2 separate regions of the Mus musculus genome follow, and region 2 is linked to region 1. The links are chromatin loops, found by intact Hi-C in ENCODE. Cell type or tissue: heart. All regions are shown on one strand. Links, peaks and the distances in the headings refer to the core of each region. The heading gives the core; the rest is flanking DNA.

Evidence for each region. Peaks named below come from ENCODE experiments on the same cell type or tissue, not always from the same donor. Only the 100,000 strongest peaks of a DNase experiment are listed, where the experiment ranks them.
Region 2: a loop joins it to region 1, with 7 times the contacts of the local background. A loop is called at or near these places in 35 of 42 quality-filtered maps.

The regions. Positions count from the first base shown.
Region 1 is chr9:65,130,463-65,135,833 of GRCm38, reverse strand. Igdcc4 (immunoglobulin superfamily, DCC subclass, member 4) reads right to left here. Exons shown (of 20, transcript NM_020043.3): 13 at 5,088-5,271; 14 at 4,363-4,490; 15 at 4,055-4,225; 16 at 3,771-3,908; 17 at 2,678-2,783; 18 at 1,966-2,194; 19 at 1,197-1,361; 20 at 1-722. The coding sequence ends at 306. Among named protein-coding and RNA genes, the nearest start is that of Igdcc3, 8.0 kb to the left of the region's middle. In heart, for the core only: a CTCF peak has its summit at 1,944 (motif pointing left); a DNase peak (open chromatin) is centred at 1,923; H3K4me3 peaks cover 348 bases; H3K27ac peaks cover 331 bases; H3K27me3 peaks cover 1,615 bases.
Region 2 is chr9:65,185,842-65,191,212 of GRCm38, reverse strand. It overlaps Igdcc3 (immunoglobulin superfamily, DCC subclass, member 3), which reads right to left. Exons shown (of 14, transcript NM_001357257.1): 14 at 4,182-5,371. Among named protein-coding and RNA genes, the nearest start is that of Gm40527, 4.7 kb to the left of the region's middle. In heart, for the core only: a CTCF peak has its summit at 2,387 (motif pointing right); a DNase peak (open chromatin) is centred at 2,422.

The DNA.
Region 1 (5,371 bases), core at 49-5,048:
ACTGATCACTGTTACACCATCCTGCCACGGAGGGTCAACTAGGCCACAGTGAGTGCTACATAGGGAGAGGTTTCCTAGCTCAACCAGCACACACACACACACACACACACACGACTTCACACGTGTCCATTACACAGAGCTGTGTCTCAAGTCCCTCCTGTATGTGATGCAGAATATGAGGGAGAGTAAAGTTCTCCCCAACCCCAGCCAAAGGACCCTAAGAGGCTCCAAGGACTTATGGATATCTCTAGTACACACATGTGTAGCCATGCATGGCATGTTCCTGAGCCATATCTGCCTTCTGCTCAGGGGACCTGAGCAGAGGAGACAGGGGCCCTGGGAAGGCTTGGGCTGACTGTTAGAGGACACAGGGCTTTGGGCTGGCAGCTTTTCCCAGGGGCCTCCTCTATAGCAGTGCTGGGCTGGAGGTCTGAGCAGGAGCAGGAGGCACTGGCTGCTTCTGGCAAGCAGGTGAGCCTCTCTGGCCCACTGGTTGTTGGTTGGCACCCTCCCAGCTCCCTGCCCAGCCAGTCTGCTCCTTGAGACAGATCCACAGCTCCAGACGTGGAAGGCAGAGTCTCTGCAGTCAGTGGTTCCTCTGGCTCCAGGTCTTGGAGGTGGAGGTCAGGACATCCTTTGGATGCACCGAAGTCGGAGTGGACAATGACCTCAGCTTCCACCTGATTCCTGCAGGCTGGGGACGGCTTCTTTCTCCCGTTGCTCTGGCAGAGTGGAGAACAAAAGGCTAGGTGAGCACCACTGAGAATGGTCTTCAGAAAATGACCAACATATTGGGGGGCGGGGGGAGAGGCTGACTCCCCATTAGATGATACAAGCACTGTTCCACCTAAGAAGAGACGACGCTCAGGCTCTGGCAGAGATGAGAAACGCAGAATGTCACACGTTTGCCCTCACTCAGGCTACCAGAAAGTACTAGACCCAGAACCTCCACGAAGACAAGGAGGCGCTGGCCGTATCTAAGGGGCTAAGGCCACCTTCAGATACTCTGTAAGTCTACTGTAAGTCACTTAGGACCAGGTAAAGAAGCTCCACACTGGCTTCCTGTCACCCACTCCCCTTTGGAAGCTACAAGGTCTTTCAAATACACTTCTGTCCCTGGAAGTGCATGGAGGGGGGACTTTCCCTCCTGCCTCCCCATCCTGCCTCTCCCTCCCTCTCAAACAGCACCAACCAACCTTTATGGCGTCATATACCAGGGCTTGCAGCAGCAGTGTCTGCCCGGTTCCCGCTGGAGGCAGCAGAGCACGGGTCAGAGCCGGCCTTGGACCACTACCCTGGGGCAGCTCACAGCCTGCCCAGGAGCCTGCCCAGTTTGGTCCCCCTGCCTGAGCCCAGGAGATCTGCAGAGAAGGAAGAAGACAGTATGGGCATGCAGGGTCCAGACCTGTGGACCCCTGTTATCTCCAGATAACACTAAACTCCACACTAAAGCCCCACCCCGGGACAGAGGTGAGAACTGAGGTAGGGAGAATGGGAAGGGCGGACCCATAAGCCTAACAACAGTTGATGTGCAAAATCCAAAGCTCCCAAGCTTGCTGGACTCTTTCTAATTGCAGAGGAAAGTGAAGAGATGGGAAGACTGACTGTCCACTTGGTCAGGGTGTGCCCCCAGAACACCTGGCCTATGGGGTTTCACCTTATTCTGGGGCCAGCCCTACTTGGCCACAGCAAAAGTGACCAGCCTCTTTTCTCCATATTAGGTAAGTGAAGAGAAGTATGGGTGCTCTCGAAAACACAGCTCTGGGATCCTCCCAGGTGGTATGGACAGGCTTTCTCTGTATGGTTCAGTGCCTGTGTGTGTGTGTGTGTGTGTGTGTGTGTGTGTGTGTGTGTGTGTGCGCGCGAGCGCATCTCACCGTCAGAAGTTGTGCTCTGGTGCCCCCTGGTGTTTGATTTGGGAATGGGTTCGTGTGAGTCCCTGACCTGAAGAGACTCCAGTCTCACCTTTCTCTTGGAGTGGCCCCGGCAATCTGAAACACTGCCACCCATAAGGCTGTGTACTTCAGCCTTGTCTTCCACATCTGAGGGTGGTGGGGACCAATCCTGGGGACGAGGATGCACGAGGGACTCCAACTCATGGGCAGCAGGGACACTGGGGGGCCCAAGTCGAGCTCTTGTGTAGAGCGCTGGGTTTCCTGGGGTGCCTGAGGAGGACAATCCGGGCAGGGCTTCCCTGTGATCAACAGAACAAAGTTATGGGTCGGACAAGAGTGGATTTGGTTTCCTGGTGTGGTGCAATCAAACAGAAAGGAAGGAATACAAGTCCACTCGGCCTGACCCCTCAGATGGCACGCTTCCTTGTATGGCGAGATGGGCCATTTCCATTTAAGCCATGAGGGAAGCCCACAGGTAGCTCAGCCCGCTGTTACTGAGGTGGGGAGTCCTGGGGCTTCCCTAAGTTTATTCTACATTCTCATGAGAACAACACCTCAATCCTTCATCTCAGAATCCTAATAAATAAATTATCCACTTGTTTTGTGCTACTGAGGATGACGCCCAGGGCCTCACATGGGGGCACATGTAGCACTGAACTTCACTCCAGCTCCATAGCCCTATCTATACTGGGGCTTCCGGGGCAGCAGGGAAGGACACGCTCCTTTGTCCACTCTGCAGCCCTTCCTGGTAACTCAGTGGTCTCAGTGGTTCCCCGGTTCACCTGTGGGAGCTTCGTCGTAGGCCAGCACACATGCAGGCCAGGAGGCAGAGAAGGCCCAGGCAGACACCCACGATGATGCCCGTGACGGCGTGCACATCCAAGGAGTCTGCGGGGGAGAACAGTGTGACTCCAGGTCAGAAGGAAGCAGTGCTCATAAACCAGGACGGAGATCAAAGGTGTGCAGTACCACACCTGGTTCACACCTGGTTTGGAAGCTCACTCCCTTCTGATTGGAATAGAGAGAGCCACGGGATCTTACTGGGCCTCATACTGAGTCCACCACGGTCTTCCCTGCTGTACAGAACCTGCCACTCCTCACAAAACTGGACTCTATAGAATCAGCTCTTCAGTGAAGTTGTTTTCCTCCTGGCAACAAGGGCTCTCATGGTGTATATATGTATAACCAAGGTGGGCTCTAGGTGCACACATGTGTGTGTCATGTCTGTATATGTTCATCTAAGGGCATGTATATGTAGTGTGGAGATCAGAGGTCTACATCACGTGACTTCCCCAGTCCCTCTCAGCCCCAGAAATATCCTGTCTCTGCATCCTCAGCAAGGATTACAGCAGCCACAGCCAAGTTTTACGGTGTGTGTGTGTGTGTGTGTGTGTGTGTGTGTGTGTGTGCATTTGGACTCAGGGCTTCATGCTCCTCAGTCCTATGTGTGGCTAATGCCCCACTGGCTCATCTTCACATCTTCAATAATTTACAATAAGGAGCCCTGGGATCTCATTTTGTATCTTAATTGAGCCCTTGTGAGTGTCTATCCAGCCTATTGACCACTTCTTCACAGAACTCAGGAGCTCACCCAACCCTCCAGGCAAAGCAAGATCCCCACAAAACCAACTCTCTGATGTCCTCTGACCTTCGCATATGCACTGTGCCAAACACACACAGAGAGAATAAAATAATAAAAGACCCCTCAAAGCTATGACAGTCCCTCTATCAAGCTGTCACTGCTTCTCCATCCCCCACACCTTAGGGTTCCAAAGTAAAGAAAATGTAATTTCCAGAAGGCAGGGCCTTGGGAGCCAATCCAGGGGTCTTGGGGCCTCCAGTTGTCCCAAGGGCCTTCTCCCTCCTGCCTGGTACCTGAGAATGTCTTTTGCAGAGTAATCACATCCTGCAAGCGGGAAAAGGGCCCAGGCCCCACCTCTGTGCGGGCTCCCATCTTGAAGAAATACCGAGTGTCACTCTCTAGGCCATGGACCTCTGCACTGAAGATGTTTCCTGTGGTGGGAAGTGGGAGGAGACAGGGTGGCAGGAGGCCAAAGCACCATGGGCAAACCAACTTTGCACCCAGACAGTAGCTTCAGCCTCCAATCCCAGAGACCCTTGGAACAAAAGGGCAAGGAGGCAGGGGTGGGCGTCCTTACCCTCTGTGGTGAGCAGTGTCCACTGGTGTTCGGGCTGGGTGTGGTTGTTGCTGTAGAGAATTAGATACTCCACAATCTCACCATTGGGCTCCGTGGGGGGACACCAGTGTAACCGAACGGTGGATGGTGTCAGGGGGCTCAGGCGCAGGTCAGAAGGAGGTGTTGAAGGCCCTGCAGCACAGGGGAAGGGGTGGAGAGTCAGAGACACAGCCCTAACTAAGGGGATGAGGGCACAGCCTCCTCTTCTTCTTCCTTCCTCAGACCCAGCAAATGGTGGCACAGGTGGGGAGCGGGCAGTGGATACTCACGGTCAGGCAGGGTGGAGCGTTCTACGACGGAGCCAAAGGGCCCATCCATATCCACTCCGTGGGACTGTACCGCAAACTCGTACTTGGTAAATGGTTTCAGGCCGCCAATGAGAATGTCTTCTCCAGAGCTTCCAGGAGAAGGGATAGGACTAGTGCCCTCAGACAGGCCTCAAGCCAGGCAGAACCCCAGACAGAAGCCCCTGCCTCCAGCCAGGCCCCACCCTGGAGGGAGCTGCTTGTTGGGCCCACAACCTCCCCTCCCACACACAGCCAGGCAAACCACAGAAAGGCCGGACATATGTTATTCCATGTCTCATCTCCAAAGCAAGCCCTTCTCTCCTCTGGGACGCTTTCCCGAATTAATCTAAGTTATTCTGCACCTGGGGGACCAATCGCTCCTGAAGTGTCTATCCTCAGCTTAGTTTCTCTCTCTGTTGGCTTTCACAGGGTGTCTTCCCAATCAGAACAGCAGCTCCTTAAGCTATCTTCCGAATGATGGGCCGGCAGGGTGCCAGCCAACGGATGGAAGCCTCTAGTCTTGCATCCACTCTCACCAAAGGCTGACCACACATTCTGCCACTGAGGGATGGGGGAATCCCATCCCTCATTATTACCCCCCAGGTCAGCAGTCACGGAAAAGACATCTGTGTAGATCCTGGGTGTGGCCTCACCACAGCTGAACCCGCTAGTCTACCACCCCAGCTACACTCCCCCCTCACTGATACCTGGTATAGTAGGTGACCAGGGAAGCATTCCTGAGCCCCCAGGGGCCGAAGCGTACAGTGTAGTTGACAATCTTGACAGTGGTAAAGTCTGGCTTCTTCCACCGAAGCCAAATGGAAGTGGAGCTGTTTGACTCTGCGTGGACATGGGCAGGAGGCAGCGGTGGCCCCCTCTGGATAGGCAGGTCTAGAGGGGGAAACCCAAGTGTGCAGAGAGTAGGTGGACGTACATGGTCTCAGTAGGTTTCATTTGGCCTTTCCCCCTCTTATTTTTGAGGCAGAATCTC
Region 2 (5,371 bases), core at 62-5,061, 55 kb before region 1:
GTGGATGTGGATGTACATGTGTGTCTGCAGGTATGTGGGATACAGGCTTGTTACTTGGGTACTGGGGTCTGTACTCTGGTTCCTATGATTGTACAGTAAGCACTCTCGCTCACCGAGCCATCTCTCCAGCCCTATTATTATTATTATTACTACTACTGTTATTATTGGGAATGTATTTTTGCTATGTAGCCCAGGGCTGACACTACAGGGGTTGGGGGGTACACCACCATTTCAGCCCAGGTTTATCTTTTGTTTTGTTTTGAGAGACAGGATCTCACTGTGCAGTCCTTGCTGGCCTGAGACTTAAATGTTGCTGGCCTTGAACTCACAGAGAGCTGCCTGCCCATTCCCCCAAACGCTGAGACTAAAGGTGTGTGCTGATATGCCCAGCCTCGGGCACGCTTGACTTCATCTCTTGTTCATCTTCTGCATTTTTTTTTTCTTCTCCTTTTATTTTTCCTTTCTCTCATTCCGCAATTTTCACTGGGCATCCATCAACTGCTGCTTCAGTCAGATCATAAAGTGACAAAGGCCCTCTCTGCCTTTGGGAAACTGAACCCTAACTTTCCGGAGCAGTTGAAGATGAGCCCATTGTGCATTTCAGAGGAGAGGTTCAGTATGAGAGAGTTAAACAAGGTGCAGTGAAAGGCACAGAAGGGGTTCTAGCTGGAGAGGATGGGAAAAGAGCTCCCAAGACCATGGTGCTGATCGGCACAGACTGAAGGCACAGCCTGCAAAAAGTCCCAGAGGTCTTAATGCAAAGCGTGCCCGGGAGAAGTCAAGGCCTTGTTGTCTTAGATAGCTGAGCTTGGTGATGGGAATAGAGCATTAGTCTCTTTCCTCGTTAATAATAATGACAGTGTGCTCAGCCCCGAGGCCTTCATGGACTCCGACTAGTTCACTCCTCCTGCTACCCATGCAGGAGGAAATTAGAACAGAGATCAGGGTGTGTCCACCAGTCATTCAGCTGGACAGTGACAGAGCCAGGATTATAAACCTTAGCTGGTCCTCTTAAACACCCCTGCCTCTTGTGAGGACACCTTGTTTGTTTGTTTGTTTGTTTGTTTGTTTGTTTTTTGAGACAGGGTTTTTCTGTGTAGCCCTGGCTGTCCTGGAACTCACTCTTTAGACCAGGCTAGCCTCAAACTCAGAAATCCGCCTGCCTCAGCCTCCCAAGTGTTGGGATTATGGGCATGCAGGAGTGAGGACATCTTGAATTATGGACATAAAGCATTGTCCCTGGCCTGTTCTCAGACAATGAGTTTCCCTGTCCCATTTTATGATATACTTCATAGTCCTTGGACAGGAAGCGTGTCAGGTAGGCCAGGATCTCCTCATTCTTGAAACAAACAAACAAACAAACAAACAACACACAAGCAACATACAGAATGAGCAGGTTGTATTTATATATTTAGGAATGTGACACACACACACACACACACACACACACACACACACACACACCAACAATTGAACATTGCCATGACTTTGAAAGAGAGCAAGGGAATTGCAGGGGAAAGGTTAGAGGGGGGAAAGAAAGGGGTAGATGATGTAATTATATTATAACCTCAAAAAAATTATAATAAGCAAAACAAAACCCACTCTATTTCAGTTCCTTTCTATCCCATGCTCCAGGTTTCCTTCTGGAAGCACAGGTCAAGGCAGCAGCCTGCTTAGCACAAGGAATCTGGGAGTCAGGCCCTGAATCCTCCCCTCACTTCTCTGGAGCTTGGCTTCTTCATCTGATAAGAATGGTCTTTTAAATGGCTTTTAAATATGATGGTCTTAGTTCAGTCCTTGGGACTCACACGGTGGAAGAGATCAAACTCCATAAATAGTCCTGTGACCTTCACACATGCATCATGACATACATATTGTCTTCTTCCACTGTAAATGAACACATGGACTAAAAAGACTGCTGTCATCATTGTTACTGGGATGAGGGACTTCACTGAACCCCCTTCTTCCCGGAGCAGATCCCAGGCACCATCAACCCTGAAAAGAGCACATGCTGTGGAAGTCTAGTGGTCATTCCATTTACAAGTTTTCCATTTGTGTAACTAAGTGCCACACCCCACACAGCGAATGACAGCCTCCCACACTGCCACACCTCCAACCTTGGCTCCTGTCTTGCTTTCTGTCCTGAATGCTCTCCCTGTCTTTTCTATTTCCCCACACAACCTTCCTTAATCTACAATGTTAACAATCCCACGCCTTGCCTTCTCTTTTCACAGAGTGTTACTAGCTTGCATCCACTTGTGAGTTATTTGTATTGTGAGTTCATAGAGGCATGCTCTGCACCACTTTTACAGGGGGCAAAGCACATTTTGACTGCTCCTGGTATTTAATAAGACACACCCATCCCAATGACTGTAGTGTTCACTGGTTCCACAAGGTGGCAGCAAAAGTCCTCATGTCGCGGTCCAGCTTTTTAAGTGCAGGGCTACCAGACTGCCAGGCCTGGCTCCAGGGAAGTCAGAGGAGAGCCTTCTGCCTCAGTTGCTGCTCTCCTGCACCAACTTAAGTCTTGTTTGCTTACTTATATGTGTATCTATATGACTGTGCATGCCATAGTGTGTCCGTGGAGGTCAGAGGACAACTTGCAAGAGTCACTTCTCAGGGAAACGCCAGGGCCAAGAAGTGGGAGTGGGTGGGTAGGGGGGGAGTGCGGGGTTGGAGGGGGGTGGTAATAAGTCACTTCTCTCCTTCCACCATGTGGGTCCCAGGGTCATCAGGTCTGGTGGCAATTCTCCTTACCCGACAGACCATTTTTCACCTGCCACCTCCTGTTTGATTTTTAACAGGTTCTCTAGCCCAGGTTGGCCTCAAATTCTCTATTTAGTTGAAGATGACCCAGAACTGATCTTCCTGCCCCTAGATGATACAGGCAGCATGCTTACGTGTGTGCACGCGCATGTGTATGTAACTATGTGTGTACATATGTGGTTGTGTATGTGTGTAGGTCAGAAGTGGTGATGGGGGGGGTCTTGATTGCGTTTTACCTGATTTATTTTTTTTGTCTGTGTTTGTTTGTTTTGCCTTTTTTTTCCTTCAGTTCTCACTGAACCTGAGACTCATCTTTTGGACCAGGTCAGGCTGGTGGGCCAGTGAGTCCCTAGGATCTGCCTCTCTCCAGCTTCCTAGCTGTACTGGCTAGTTTTGTGTCAACTTGACACAGCTGGGGTTATCACAGAGAAAGGAGCTTCAGTTGAGGAAATGCCTCCATGAGATCCAACTCTAAGGCATTTTCTCAATTAGTGATCAAGGGGGAAAGGACCCTTGTGGGTGGGACCATCTCTGGGCTGGTAGTCTTGGGTTCTATAAGAGAGCAGGCTGAGCAAGCCAGGGGAGGCAAGCCAGTAAAGAACATCCCTCCATGGCCTCTGCATCAGCTCCTGCTTTCTGACCTGCTTGAGTTCCAGTCCTGACTTCCTTGGTGATGAACAGCAATATGGAAGTATAAGCCAAATAAACCCTTTCCTCCCTAACTTGTTTCTTGGTCATGATGTTTATGCAGGAATAGAAACCCTGACTAAGACACTAGCACAAGGATTACAGAGGAATATGACTCCATGGTTGTTTTTAAAATATGCCCACATATCCCTTGACTCTTGTCCCAATTCCTTAAGTATGAGCAGCCTTCCTGACTTGCTTTAAGAAAGATTGTAAGCCAGGCAGTGGTGGCACACGCCTTTAATCCCAGCACTTGGGAGGCAGAGGCAGACAGATTGCTGAGTTCGAGGCTAGCGTGGTCTACAGAGTGAGTTCCAGGACAGCCAGAGCTACATAGAGAAACTCTGTCTCAAAAAAACCAAAAAAAAAAAAAAAAAAAAAAAAAAGCCCAGTTTATGCAGTGCTGGGGATGGAGTGCAGTGTTTTGTGCATGCTAGGCAAGTATTCTGCCAAATGAGCTATGACCTGCCTCCTCCCCTTCCTTGAATTATGTATTTAATAATGAAAATGATGGTCACCAGCACAGCTACTTCACAAAACCTTGTGTGGACATGTGACCTGCCCACATTGTGTCCACTTGTGGGTGCCTCACACAATTTGGACAGTTTGGCTGTTAGTATCTCAGGCCCTGTGAGGGTCCTTCCCCTACCCCCACCCCTCTGACATCCGCCCAGAAACTGACACTGTAGCAAAAAAAAAAAAAAAAAAAAAAAAAAAAAACCTCACTGTTCACTTTGGCAACAGTACTTTTATTCAGTTAAAATGAATCCACTGTGACAAACCCAACCAAGTCAGGCCAAAGAGGCTGCCAGCCCCCTCTCCCCTAGCCTCTCTGACCAAAGAAAAATGGGATGCCACAGAGAAGCAACTTGGGGACAGAGGACACTGGCTCAGAGTGGGAAGAGCCCTAGAATCCACCTACCATTTGAGAGAAGGGACAGACTGCCCTTCCCAAGTCCACTTGGACAAGAGTCTGGGTTTCTAATGAAACGCCACAAATTCTACCTTTTAGCTAATTCTCTAGAGTTCAGGGTGGGAATCCCTAGAGGATTTGGGGTCAGGGACTTTATGTTCTAACCTCATTTTTTAAAGAATACACTTAACCTTTTTTTTTTTTCTTTAAAAAAAGTTTTTCTTCTGCTATTTAAAAAAATGTTTCTGAGTGTAACCAAAAATAGGTATTTGTGGTTTTTTTTTTCCTTTCTGTTTCTTACTTTTTAACCTAAGTAGTTCAAAGAACAATACAACAGAAAAGAGAAATAAAACGTAAACACACCTCATAAAAAAATAACTCTTGGCCACCCCTGCTGACTGGGCAGGTCAGGTTACCTGGGTCCCAGAAAGCTGGTGTGCCTCTATGGGAGAGCACCCACCTCCACACAATGCAATACATTCCAGAGACTGGGCCCTGTGTCTGGGAGAACAGGAGACAGGTTATGTCCCACCTTCCCTAAACCCAGGCAGGGAGGACGATAGGGATGCAGGTGGCCAGTGGGTTGTCTGAGAAGGTCAGAACAAGGGCGGACAGACACAGGAGCCGGAGTTCAGGTGGCAGGCAGGGATGCGACTAGTTTGGGATGATTTATACTTTAAGGAACAGCTTTCCTCTTGTTTTTGGCTTGTTTCACATTTTCTTTCTGACCAGTTTCATCTCTATTTCTGTAAGCCCCCATGGTCACCTAGCTACAGCCTCCTCTGTGGGGGAGAGGTAGGCTAGGCCAGGGATGAAGGAGGCTGGGGGAGGGTCCAGTGACAGCACAGGCCCACACTGAGGGCCGTGAGCCCTGAGGTAGACAGTTTCTTTCACACTTGGAGTTGGGACAGTGGTTCTTTTGGGGGTTAGGTTTTTTTTTTTTAATTTTCTGGTTTTTTTTCTTTTTTTTCTTTTTTTCTCCTTTTTCTGTTACTCTGGGCAGCA